2 separate regions of the Homo sapiens genome follow, and region 1 is linked to region 2. A link is an interaction called in ENCODE POLR2A ChIA-PET data of the cell type or tissue named here. Cell type or tissue: MCF 10A. All regions are shown on one strand. Each heading gives the region's core, and the rest is flanking DNA. Links, peaks and the distances in the headings are about the cores only.

Region 1 (5,385 bases), core at 158-5,157, 91 kb before region 2:
GAGAGAGAGAAAAATAGTTTTATTCCCTCCTCAGAGAAGCACTTCCTTTCTAAGGCCCTGTACTCTTGGCCTGGGGCCTGCCTACCCCTCTTCAGCCAAGACAGAGATCTTCAGGAACTCCTTCCTCTCCCGCACCCACCCCCACCCACAAGCTTTCCTGCATCCTGGGTGCTTTGGCCTCCTGCCCTCCAGGCTCACTGGAGGTGGAGTTGGCTTCCTATAACTTTACTGGGCACCTGTTCCCAGTTGCTGTGCCCTCCTACAGCACCGGGGTCTCTGCTTAAACAATCATCTCCCCTCTCTTCTCTCTCTTTAGCCTCTTCCTTCACCTCATTCCTTCCCATCGCCATTTGAGGATGGTTAAGTCATGCTCTTTGAAAAGCTGTTCCCTGCCCCTTATGTCCTTGCATGACTGACATGAATTCTCTCCTTTTATATCTATCATCTAGTCCCTAACCTTTGATATATCCCCACACATATCACCATCTGGTTTCTTCCCCCAACCCTGCACTGAAACTGCTCCGATAAATGCTGCCTTTTATGTGTCCTCCCAAAAGATATACTGAAGTCCTAACCACAGGTACCTCTGAATGTGACCGTATTTGGAAACGGCACCTTTGCAGACAAATTGTTTAAGATGAGGTCGTACTGGATTAAGGTTAGCCCTAAGTTCAACATGACTTATGTCCTTATAAAAAGAGAAGACAAAAAGGCAGGGACACAGAGGGAGGATACCATGAGACTACAGACTAAGAGACTGGAGTGATGTGTCCATGAGCAAAGGAATGCCAAACATTGCTGACAATCATGAGAAGCTAGGAGGAAGCAGAGATCGGTTCTTCTCTAGAGACTTCAGAGAGAACACAGACCTGCAAACACCGTAATTTTGGACTTCTGGCCTCCAGAACTGTAAGAAGAGACAATTAGGTTGTTTTAAGCCATCTAGTGTGCAGTAATTTGTTACAGCAGCCCTAAGCAGCTAATACAGTACTGCTGACAGAATTTCTCAGAAAGTGACGAATTGTCCTGGCTTTCCCAGAACAGAAGCAACCAGGAAAGTCCCAGGAAGACCAGGACAAGTGTGTCACTCTTCCTTCTGGCATACACCTGCCTTGAACACTCTGCAGTATCTGACGCTCTGCTGGACATAGCCTTCTTGAAAATATCCCCATTCTTGGTTCTCAGAAAGGCTTGCCCTCAACTAGATAATTCCATCTGGTGGCTCACAGGAACTCAGCCTTTTCCATCTAAAATCACCACACCCCTCTTATCTGCTTTCTCTTCTTGATTCTATATGGAATCAACAGCCAAGAATGTGGGGATTGCAGTCAGGGCTTCCTTCTCATTCCTGCTCTACATCTACTGAATCCTCAACCACACTCCTTTCCAATTTCCAGAATCTACTTCTTCTCTACATTTCTGCCTCCCTTCCCTTAATGCAGTTCCTCCTCCCTTTGGTCTCAGTAGCAGCCTCAGAATGGGCTGTCCCTGCCGGCATTTTGTCATCCTCCAGATAAAGGATAAACTTATTCAGATGACTTCCAATGCCAGGCACCTCCGAATCCCCACTTGCCATGTGAGCCTCATGCCCTCCACCTCCTCCTCCATATCGTAAAATAAGATGTCCTGACTTCCTGTGCGTGAGGCTTGCCAGGACCCGCAATGCTCCCTCTCTCACTTCAGGGCTTATCACTTGCTCTTTTCCTCTCCCTGGAAACCTCTCCTTTCATAAGTTTTGTAAACACCTTCTAACAATCACTTGGGATGCAGTTCTGGCATGGCTTCATCCTAGAAACCTTTTTCAACCACCGTCCTACAGCCCAGGATGTGGGCTTAGAGCCCCTCTCCTAGGCTCTGCAGCACCCAACACAGGCACCTGTTAGGACCCTTCACAGAATATTACGCAATGGCCCTTTTGGTTCACATTCCTAAAAATAGTCTAAACCCTTTTAACAGGAACTGAGCATCTTCTTGATCTCCTCAATATCTAGTAAAAACCCTGTACACAACAGGCTTCTCTTAAATGTTCATTGAAGGTTCACTCCGAATTAAAAACATGCAAATAAAAATACACTGAGATGCCATTTATGCACTGAGTTTGGTCCAAATCCCAAAGCCTGACGGTGTACTCTGCAGGAAAGGCGGCAGAGAAATAGGTATTCATATCCAGGGCAACTAGAATGCAAAGTGGTGCAACCTCTATGAAAGAGAATTGGGCAACATTTACAAAACGACATATGCATTCACCCTTTGGCCCAGAAATCCCAATTCGAATAATCTCTTTCAACGGTACACTTGCAAAAATATTACATAATGTTTACAGGAGGCATTACTCACTGAAACACTATCCATGGTCACAAATGGCAGAAAATAACCTAAGCATCTCTCAGTAAGGTGTTTTTGATTAGGTTAGGGCTCATCACATAGTGGAAGCTATGTAGCTACCGAAAAAAAAAAAAAAAAGAATGACATCAATCTCTACACTCTTCTAGAGAGTAGGCTCCAGCATATATCATTAGGTTAAAATAATGTTACACAGAAACAAGTCTATATAATTGCCACCTTTCATCTAAGGAAAGAGAACATAAATATATATTTGTATGTGTGTGTGTTGCTTTGCTTCTATTACAAAAGTAGCCTAACCCATAAAATATAGGTAAATAGCTAAATGCAGAAAGAGCTCTGGAATAGGATCAAGAAAACAGGAAGCAAAGCTAGATTCCTTTGAACACCTTTTGCTTCAATAATTAAACAAATGATAGTAACTGGGTCTTGGGTTGGTGCCATAACCACGCAGAAAGAAATTATTTCTACTGGTTTTAAAGCAGTAATTTTGCTAATTTCACTAAAATTTTCCAGTGAAATATATACGCGAGGACAAAAAAAAAAGAGAGAGAAAAAAGTCATTTTAAAGATTTTTCAATAATCCAAAACAACTAGGTTTGCATGAAGCTGTTATTCTAAAATGACTGTGTACTAAAGAAAAAAGGCAAAGAAATAATTAGGTTGGTCAGCAGAGACTTGAGATTTTGTGCAAGGAAGAAATAGACACTAAGATGGGAAAGGTTAACAAAGACCCTAGAGTCCTGGAGATGAGTTGGGAGTATCAGGAGAAGTTTATGGTATGTTTTAAAAATGCTTTTGTTAGCACTGTCCACTGAGAAGACCTGTGGGCACCTTTGGTGCTCAAAGCATACAGAAATGAGTGATTCCCAGGTCTGTGGAAGGAAATAAGTAAAAGGAATAGGAACATCTTGTCAACCCAGAGAGTAAAGAAGCTCTCAAAGATGACTTGGATGGAGTCAGAAGAGTCCAGAAGCTGCTCTCAAGAGGCTACACTGGGCTTAAAATGCTATAATTTCACCATGTACAAGGATGTAAACTACATGGATTAAAATACATCAAATATGTTGAAATTCATGTATTAATAATAATTATAATAATCAAAATAAGAAAAAGGCAAACATAACATCTTATTCATCCCCTTTGGATGACAAATGAATGACCTGTGGGATGTTAAAGAACCAACCTACTTGTGTATTTAAAAAAAAATAAAAGTATAAATTGATGGGGGGCGGGGAACATTTATTTTGCCTTTCCTGCATAAGGTGTACCTTCAGGATACGTAAAGAGTTGATGAAGGAAAGATAGTTTATATAGAAGTATTCTAACCATTAAATGAGCAAAATAATAAAATGAGAAAATCCCAGTTTTGTACCCACAGATGAATCAGTAGATTGAGGCTGTGATCATCAATGACTGATCATTTCCCAGCTGGATATGCTCTGCCTCCTGAAGGAAATACGCTGCACTACCCATGACACGGTCAAGACAAAAAGATCCAAACCTGGATCTCAGCAGGTGTCTTGAGATTACTAGGAATTTACAGACATCTTTGGAAAGAGGAATATTTGAAGCACACAATCAGAATGCGATGAGCAAACTCCAGACTGTGGGAAACTGTCCAGGACAAAGAACTTGGTTTCTGTAATTTGCAAAGGGTGTGAAATAAAAGTAAAATATTAAAAGAGACTCAAGAAATATACCAACCAATGGCAGTGCATGGAATTTACTTAAATCTCGATTTGACTTAACTGGCCAAAAGATGCCGAAGTATTTATGAACCCATGAAAGATCTCTCAATGCCCTCTGGGTGCTTGATGATGTCATGAAATCATTTATTATTTGTTTGTTTGTTTGCTGTGATAATGGTACTGAATTCCTTATCTTTGAGTATTATCAACTGAAATCTGATGGATAAAATTATTTGATTTTTTTTTAATTTCCTCCAAAATAATTTAATGGGTATGAGATGAAGCATGAGTGGAAATTTAGATGAAAAAGGATGGGGATGGGCCATGAATTGATAAGTGTGGGGCTGCATGCTCCTTAGACTATTCTTTCTTTTTTTGTGCTCCTTAGACTATTCTTTCTATTTCCATAGATATTTGAAAGTGTTTGATACAAAGTTTTAAAAACAACAAAATATAAAACCACTTGTTGCATGAATTACTGAAATACAATGTCTCATTCATCATATTTAGCCTGATAATATAATTCCTTGAGGACAGAGATAGAGTCTATTTTCTTTTCCACTCTGAATGCTTGAGTGCCCCGGGTGTGAAGGACCTTAAATAAATTTCAATGAATGAAAGAATAAATGAGTGGATATACAGATTAATTATTTAATCCTACCAATCCATAGAGATACTTGGGACATTAAATCAATTCTGCTGCCATGCAATGCTAGATAGAAACAAAGGGCTAGGTTTGTGGCAAGACTAAGGCTTTGCAGGGAAATGCCATAGTGAAGAATTTTAGGCTTTCCTTGGTTTTGTTGTTATTTTTATGGTCACATTTTTATCCTTTGGTTCAAACACTTAGGAGGCCCACAGTACCTGTTAAATAAAGGTGACCAGAAATAATGAGATTTTTTTACCTTGGTAATCCCTGTCTTAGATCCCTCTTGAGGTGGTAATCAGTTTCTGGATATGAAATTCTAATGATAGAGGCTTTTGTAGTTTTACCTTTATTTTAAACTGTGTCTGAAACAAGAGCCACTGGATTATACAGCATTCGTGATGCTCTATTATCTTCTATCACTAAACACAGAATGTGCATTTAGATGACGGCTTTGCAATCAGTGCGTGCTGGTTCCTTACCTTTATAGGAGATGACTGGATGCTCGGTTCTCTGGCACTGAGTCGTACCCTGGGCCTCTGGGTGGGCGAGTCTCCACAGCCCCAGGCTTGAGAACAGCCATGCTATAACACAGGTTCCCTTCATGGTGGGCAAGGGGCCTCTGACTCTGGGCACGTGTCTTCTAAACAGAAGCTCTTCTTCTCCTCATGTGTGGAAAGTGCCTAAAACACACAAAAGAGAAGA
Region 2 (5,385 bases), core at 196-5,195:
GGTAACACTACACCATTTTCTGTCAGAGACTTGAGCATCCACAGAGTTTGGTATCCACAGGTTCTTGGAACCAATCCCCCATGGATACAGAGGATGACTTTATTCTCCATCTATATTCCACTGGGCTGACTGCCATGTAGTTATTTCATTACTTTTTACTGTTTTGGGTCCTTGGGAAAAACAACATGTCATGCCCAGAATGATAAGGTGATATCTGAACAGGTTCCCCAAACACAAAGACGAGCATGCATGGCACTGAAGTGAGAGAGTGAGAAGAGAACTTCAGAGAGACGTCCAGTGTTGCTAACCACAGAGGACCCAGTGGAGAATTCAGAGAGAAATTACAAGTTAAACCAATGCTAATTATTGACCAAGAAGGCCTTAACATTTCTTTCTCTCGAGGGTAATGTCAAGCCAGCAAGGTCTGAGAGTTGGGGGTGCAAGTATCTGAGTAGCTGTGCACACAGATACCTGGGTACCAATGTGGAGATCACTGGGAAACAGGATTAAATCAGTAGGAATAAGAAAAGTCCCCAGGCACACCGGGGACTGTTGTGGGGTGAGGGGAAGGGGGAGGGATAGCATTAGGAGATATACCTAATGCTAAATGACGAGTTACTGGGTGCAGCACACCAACATGGCACATGTATACATATGTAACAAACCTGCACGTTGTGCACATGTACCCTAAAACTCAAAGTATAATAATAATAAAATTTAAAAAAAAAAAAAAAAGAAAAGTCCCCAGGCAGTGAAGGAATCATGCCTCACACTATCAACATGGTTGAAGAGGATGGGAAAGAAGGGCTATTGAAGGGCTACTGAGCAGTGAAGTTATTTATGAGATAGAATTTTGTGGCTATTAGAGAGGGGGTTTGAAAAACAAAAGGGTAAAACTTAGAATGATTCTGAGATTTCTAGTTTGGGAAACTAGATTCGTGTATTTACAGACAAAGATAAGGAAATCCAATTACCAAAAAGTCATTAAATGAATACAATCTGCTCTTACATTACTATAAAGTTATTATTTTCCATGTTTATCATAAATATTTCAGAGCTAATTATCTGGGCTTGGTTTCACTTGTGTACTTGGCTGATTTTTCTCATTCCTCCTCTTCCCACTCAGCATTAAATAATTGGGATCCACTCCCAATGAGTGTTTCTGAAATACTCTTCAAAGTCATTGCCAAGGGAGAGATTGCCTTTTCGGATTGGTGTGTCTCAGATTTATCACAAGAGTGGGCAGATGTGAGGGAAAAGGAGAATGAGCTTTGGCAGTAACAATGCAGAGAAGAGTTTTGTTATTCTTAGTGAGCATCAAAAGGCAGAAAGGCATCCTCATAAATCATTGTCCAAACCAATAGCCTTCCCCAGAAACAAAGTTTTGGCCCTTCTCATCTTTTGAGCTAAAAGAATCAGATGCCAAGAACAGGGAGATGAGATGCATGAATTGTTCTTTTTTTTTTTGAGACGGAGTCTCGCTCTGTTGCCCAGGCTGGAGTGCAGTGGTGTGATCTTGGCTCACTACAACCTCCACCTCCTGGGTTCAAGCAATTCTCCTGCCTCAGCCTCCTGAATAGCTGGGATTACAGGCATCAACCACTGTGCCTGGCTAATTTTTGTATTTTTAGTAGGGAACGGGGTTTCACCATCTTGGCCAGGCTTGTCTTGAACTGTTGACCTCATGATCCACCCGCCTCAGCCTCCCAAAGTGCTGGGATTACAAACGTGAGCCACCGCGCCCGGCTGCATGAACTGTTCTGAGGCCTGATGAGCCTTTGCTTATTCCCAGATTAGAACTCCAGGCACCTTCCACTTCCATGGGTGAGAACTTCAGGGTATTTACTGGAGGACTCCAAACTTCTGTTTGTCCATGCCATGTTGAGGAACACCTCAGCTGGCCAAGTGGGTATACCTGGAAAAAGCTCTTTGTTTCCTGGCACAGACTAGAGGACTGTAAGCATGGGTGGCTTTCCAACTGGACAGAATCTGGTAAACAAGCACCAGGAGCCTCTAAGCCAGGATCAAGCTGAGGCAGGTAGCAGCAGCTCTGTGCCTGGAGGTGGGAGCCGGGGTGGGTGGAAGGTCTAGGCAGGCCTAAGCCCGCCCTGGCCCAGCGTGGGTCTGGCGTCCTGCCTGCGGGAGGCTGGTTCCTTGTGCAGAATTACTAAATGCTACAAATAAGGAAACACTGCAGATGAAAGTTTTAAAGGTTTATTAGTAATAACACCATTCGGGGCACTAAAACTTCAAAGTCCTTTGACTAGCAGAGTCTAACTAATCTTTACAACACCCCAGTGGGCTAGGTAAGCAAATAAATATTATTATCCCTATTATGTGGAGCACAGAGAGCTGTAAGAGGACTTGCTCAGGGCTACAGGAAGATCAGCGTTACTCACATCTTGGTAACTACCAAGTCCAGACTCAGAACAGCAGGCTGCCCCTTACTCCACTGACTCATGCTGCCACAAAAACGGCAGGGAGGGCCCGGGAAAGAGACTCTCATGATTCAGAACAGAACTTGTGACAGAAGCAGGCATTGTTGGTTTTTTTCTTGTTGCAGCTTTAATAACAGTAAATGACAGTAATTTTGCCCAATTAGAAATGTCTGACTTGAGATGTTAGGCAGACGCCTTCATTACTGGAACGTCTACTGTAGGATTTTGACAAATCTTACCCAGAGTGGGACCAGCTTCCCTAGGGCTCCTCCTGAATGGTGACTCCTACATACTAAGGCTTTCCAGGTTAACCTAAAAAGTGTAGGTTTGCGAACTAAACAGTCCTTAGTGGGGGTTTTAATCCTTCTTTTAATAAATTACAATATGTTTCTAAATAAAGAAATTTTAGAAAATATGAAATGGTAAAAAGAAAATGGTAGTATGTGAACTCTTCCTAGTACTATAAGTGATTTCTGGTAACACTTGGGGGTGTGTCCTACATTTAAACTATATAAAATTCAGGCTGTCTATATTTCTTCAAATCCTTGAATACCATCCAAAAATCTGATTTAAATGGCTACATAGCAACCCGTCAAATGGTGGCATCCATTTACTCGGCCAATCTCCAGCTACATGATAGTTTGGGGTTTCGAATTACTAGTATCACAACACCAGATAAACATCCCTTTTCATGAATATTTCTATTAATTTCAAAATTTTAGAAGAAGAGCCACTGAGTAAATGGATTCATACATATTTAAAGCATTTCATACCTACCGTCACATTGTTCTCCATAATATTCTATCACTTTCCACTTTCGTATGTTGTAAGAGGTTCATTTTTCTGAGCCTCCAAAATTTCTATGTTGGTGAGGCTTAAGAGTAGCAATGGATTTTTTTGTTTTGTTTTGTTTTGTTTTGTTTTTGAGATGAAGTCTCTCTCTGTCGCCCAGACTGGAGAGCAGTGGCACAATCTCGGCTCACTGCAACCTCCGCCTCCCAGATTCAAGCGATTCTCCTGCCTCAGCCTCCTGAGTAGCTGGGACTACAGGCGCCCGCCACCACTCCTGGCTAATCTTTGTATTTTTAGTAGAGATGGGGTTTCACCGTATTGTTCAGGCTGGTCTTGAACTCCTGACCTTGTGATCCACCTGCCTCGGCCTCCCAAAGTGCTGGGATTACAGGCATGAGCCACCACACCCGGCCAGCAATGGATTTTAATTAATAGCTAGTGAATTTAGCATAAGGTCATGCTTAAAGCCTAGATTTTAGTTATGCGGAATGTTTAATTGGGGTAGTGAGAGAGGGCTACCAGAAAACAGAGAAAGGTAATGTTTACCCATCTCCAAAATAGCCACCACCTTCTATTAAGCAACCATAAAAACAACTCATGTACAAGATTTTTGCAAGCAAGGTGTCCCCATTTCACATTTGAGAAAAATGAGGCTCAAAAAGATTCACTCACTCGCTCCAGGTCATTGATCCTAGGTTTGGAGCCAGGATACCGGCCCTAGGGCATCTGTTCCATCCCACTGGGATATCAATGGAAACTAAAAGTGCTGGAGACCCTGAGCAGGGTAGACAAGAGAATGTTTTTGTTCATGATTTTTTTTAATCTTCTTCTTCCAAATTATAAATGGCAGAAATGTTTTTGATGCTAGCTTCAAGGCAACCTTCAGCATGCAAGAACCCCCAGCAGGCTTGCATTAAAAGCATTTTGTAAGAACCTTGGGTATTTGGAGTACTTTTACTTAAATCTTGAGGAACACATGTTTAAGAGGGCAAGCTCTGAGCCAGACAAATGTGGCTTTTATTCCTGAGTCTGCAATTTAGGATGTGTACAACTTTGAGCAGGCCCCAAATGGAAAATCCAATCTTCATTTGTGAAATGAAAAAGAGGGGGAATTAAAAGAGACAGTACATGCAGAAGGGTAATTCCAACGTCTGGACATGGTAAGTCCTCAAGAAATGGCAGCTTTTAAGATGAGCATGTTAGGGGGGGTTCCACTATTTCAAACAAGGTCACAAAGAGGTAGCATAGGTTTTTGACTTACAAGGAGAGAGAAGGTAATCTCAACTCCACAGGCTGGAAACTCTATTCCCTTGATGTTAGGGTGTGTCCCCAGGTTGCACAAAGAAGTTTCAGAAGTGGGAAATTCCTTGTTCCTATAGTGTGTGCTTCAAACAAATTATGCAGCAATACTGTACAATGACTGAGATTTGGCTCTGGGGAAATAAACAAAATTAGATTCCACAACCAACTCTGTCCAGGAAGTACCACTGCCTCTTGAGTCCTTACCTTCAGTAAGCTCCATATGTAAAATAAAGATCATTGAATTTCCAGCTCATGTGAGAAGTGACTGAGACAACATGACATATGCAAAGGTAAGGGTAACAATGTCTATCACATAAAACAAAAAACTCATACAGGAATTACAGTATCCATGAGCGCTGTCCAGTCTTCCTCCCACTTCTTCACCTCTTCAAAGTTGGCCATAGTCCCAGGATTTCTCTGGCCAATGAGATGTAAATAGAAGGAAACCATGCCTCCTCTGGATGAAAGCCTTCCCAGGGTCAATGGACCATATGCCATGTTCTCTTATTTCCCTAACAGTGACCAGCAACTCTCAAGATGACAGCCACCCCAGAAATCAGCCTGCCTCCCAAAGACAGACCTCTTCAAAGAGCACCTCCAGCAAGCCCAGATGCACATGGAGCACAAATGAGAAATGAACATTTGTTGTTTGAAGCTGCAGAGATTTAGGGGTTGTTGGTTACAGCAACCTGGCCCATAGAAACTGATGCAGATTTTAATATGAGTAGCTTATTAGTCCATTCCATAGAGCTGGAAAAAGCGATCCTAGTTATTTTTTATCAAAACATTAATAATAATTATGATAAGGAGGGCTTTCTCAAGTAGAGTAGGTAGCTGAAAAGAAAAACAATGT

What was found. ChIA-PET counts read pairs that join two places held together with the same protein. Peaks named below come from ENCODE experiments on the same cell type or tissue, not always from the same donor. Only the 100,000 strongest peaks of a DNase experiment are listed, where the experiment ranks them.
Region 1: POLR2A ChIA-PET joins it to region 2 with 5 read pairs; 3 of 35 experiments call an interaction of 5 or more read pairs at or near these places.

Annotation. Positions count from the first base shown.
Region 1 is chr5:9,374,661-9,380,045 of GRCh38, forward strand. It overlaps SEMA5A (semaphorin 5A), which reads right to left. Exons shown (of 23, transcript NM_003966.3): 3 at 5,163-5,363. The coding sequence starts at 5,286. Among named protein-coding and RNA genes, the nearest start is that of SEMA5A-AS1, 130 kb to the right of the region's middle. In MCF 10A, for the core only: no CTCF peak of the experiment used is centred there; a DNase peak (open chromatin) is centred at 2,231.
Region 2 is chr5:9,465,664-9,471,048 of GRCh38, forward strand. All of the region lies in intron 1 of SEMA5A (semaphorin 5A), which reads right to left. Among named protein-coding and RNA genes, the nearest start is that of SEMA5A-AS1, 43 kb to the right of the region's middle. In MCF 10A, for the core only: no CTCF peak of the experiment used is centred there; DNase peaks (open chromatin) are centred at 2,068 and 2,448.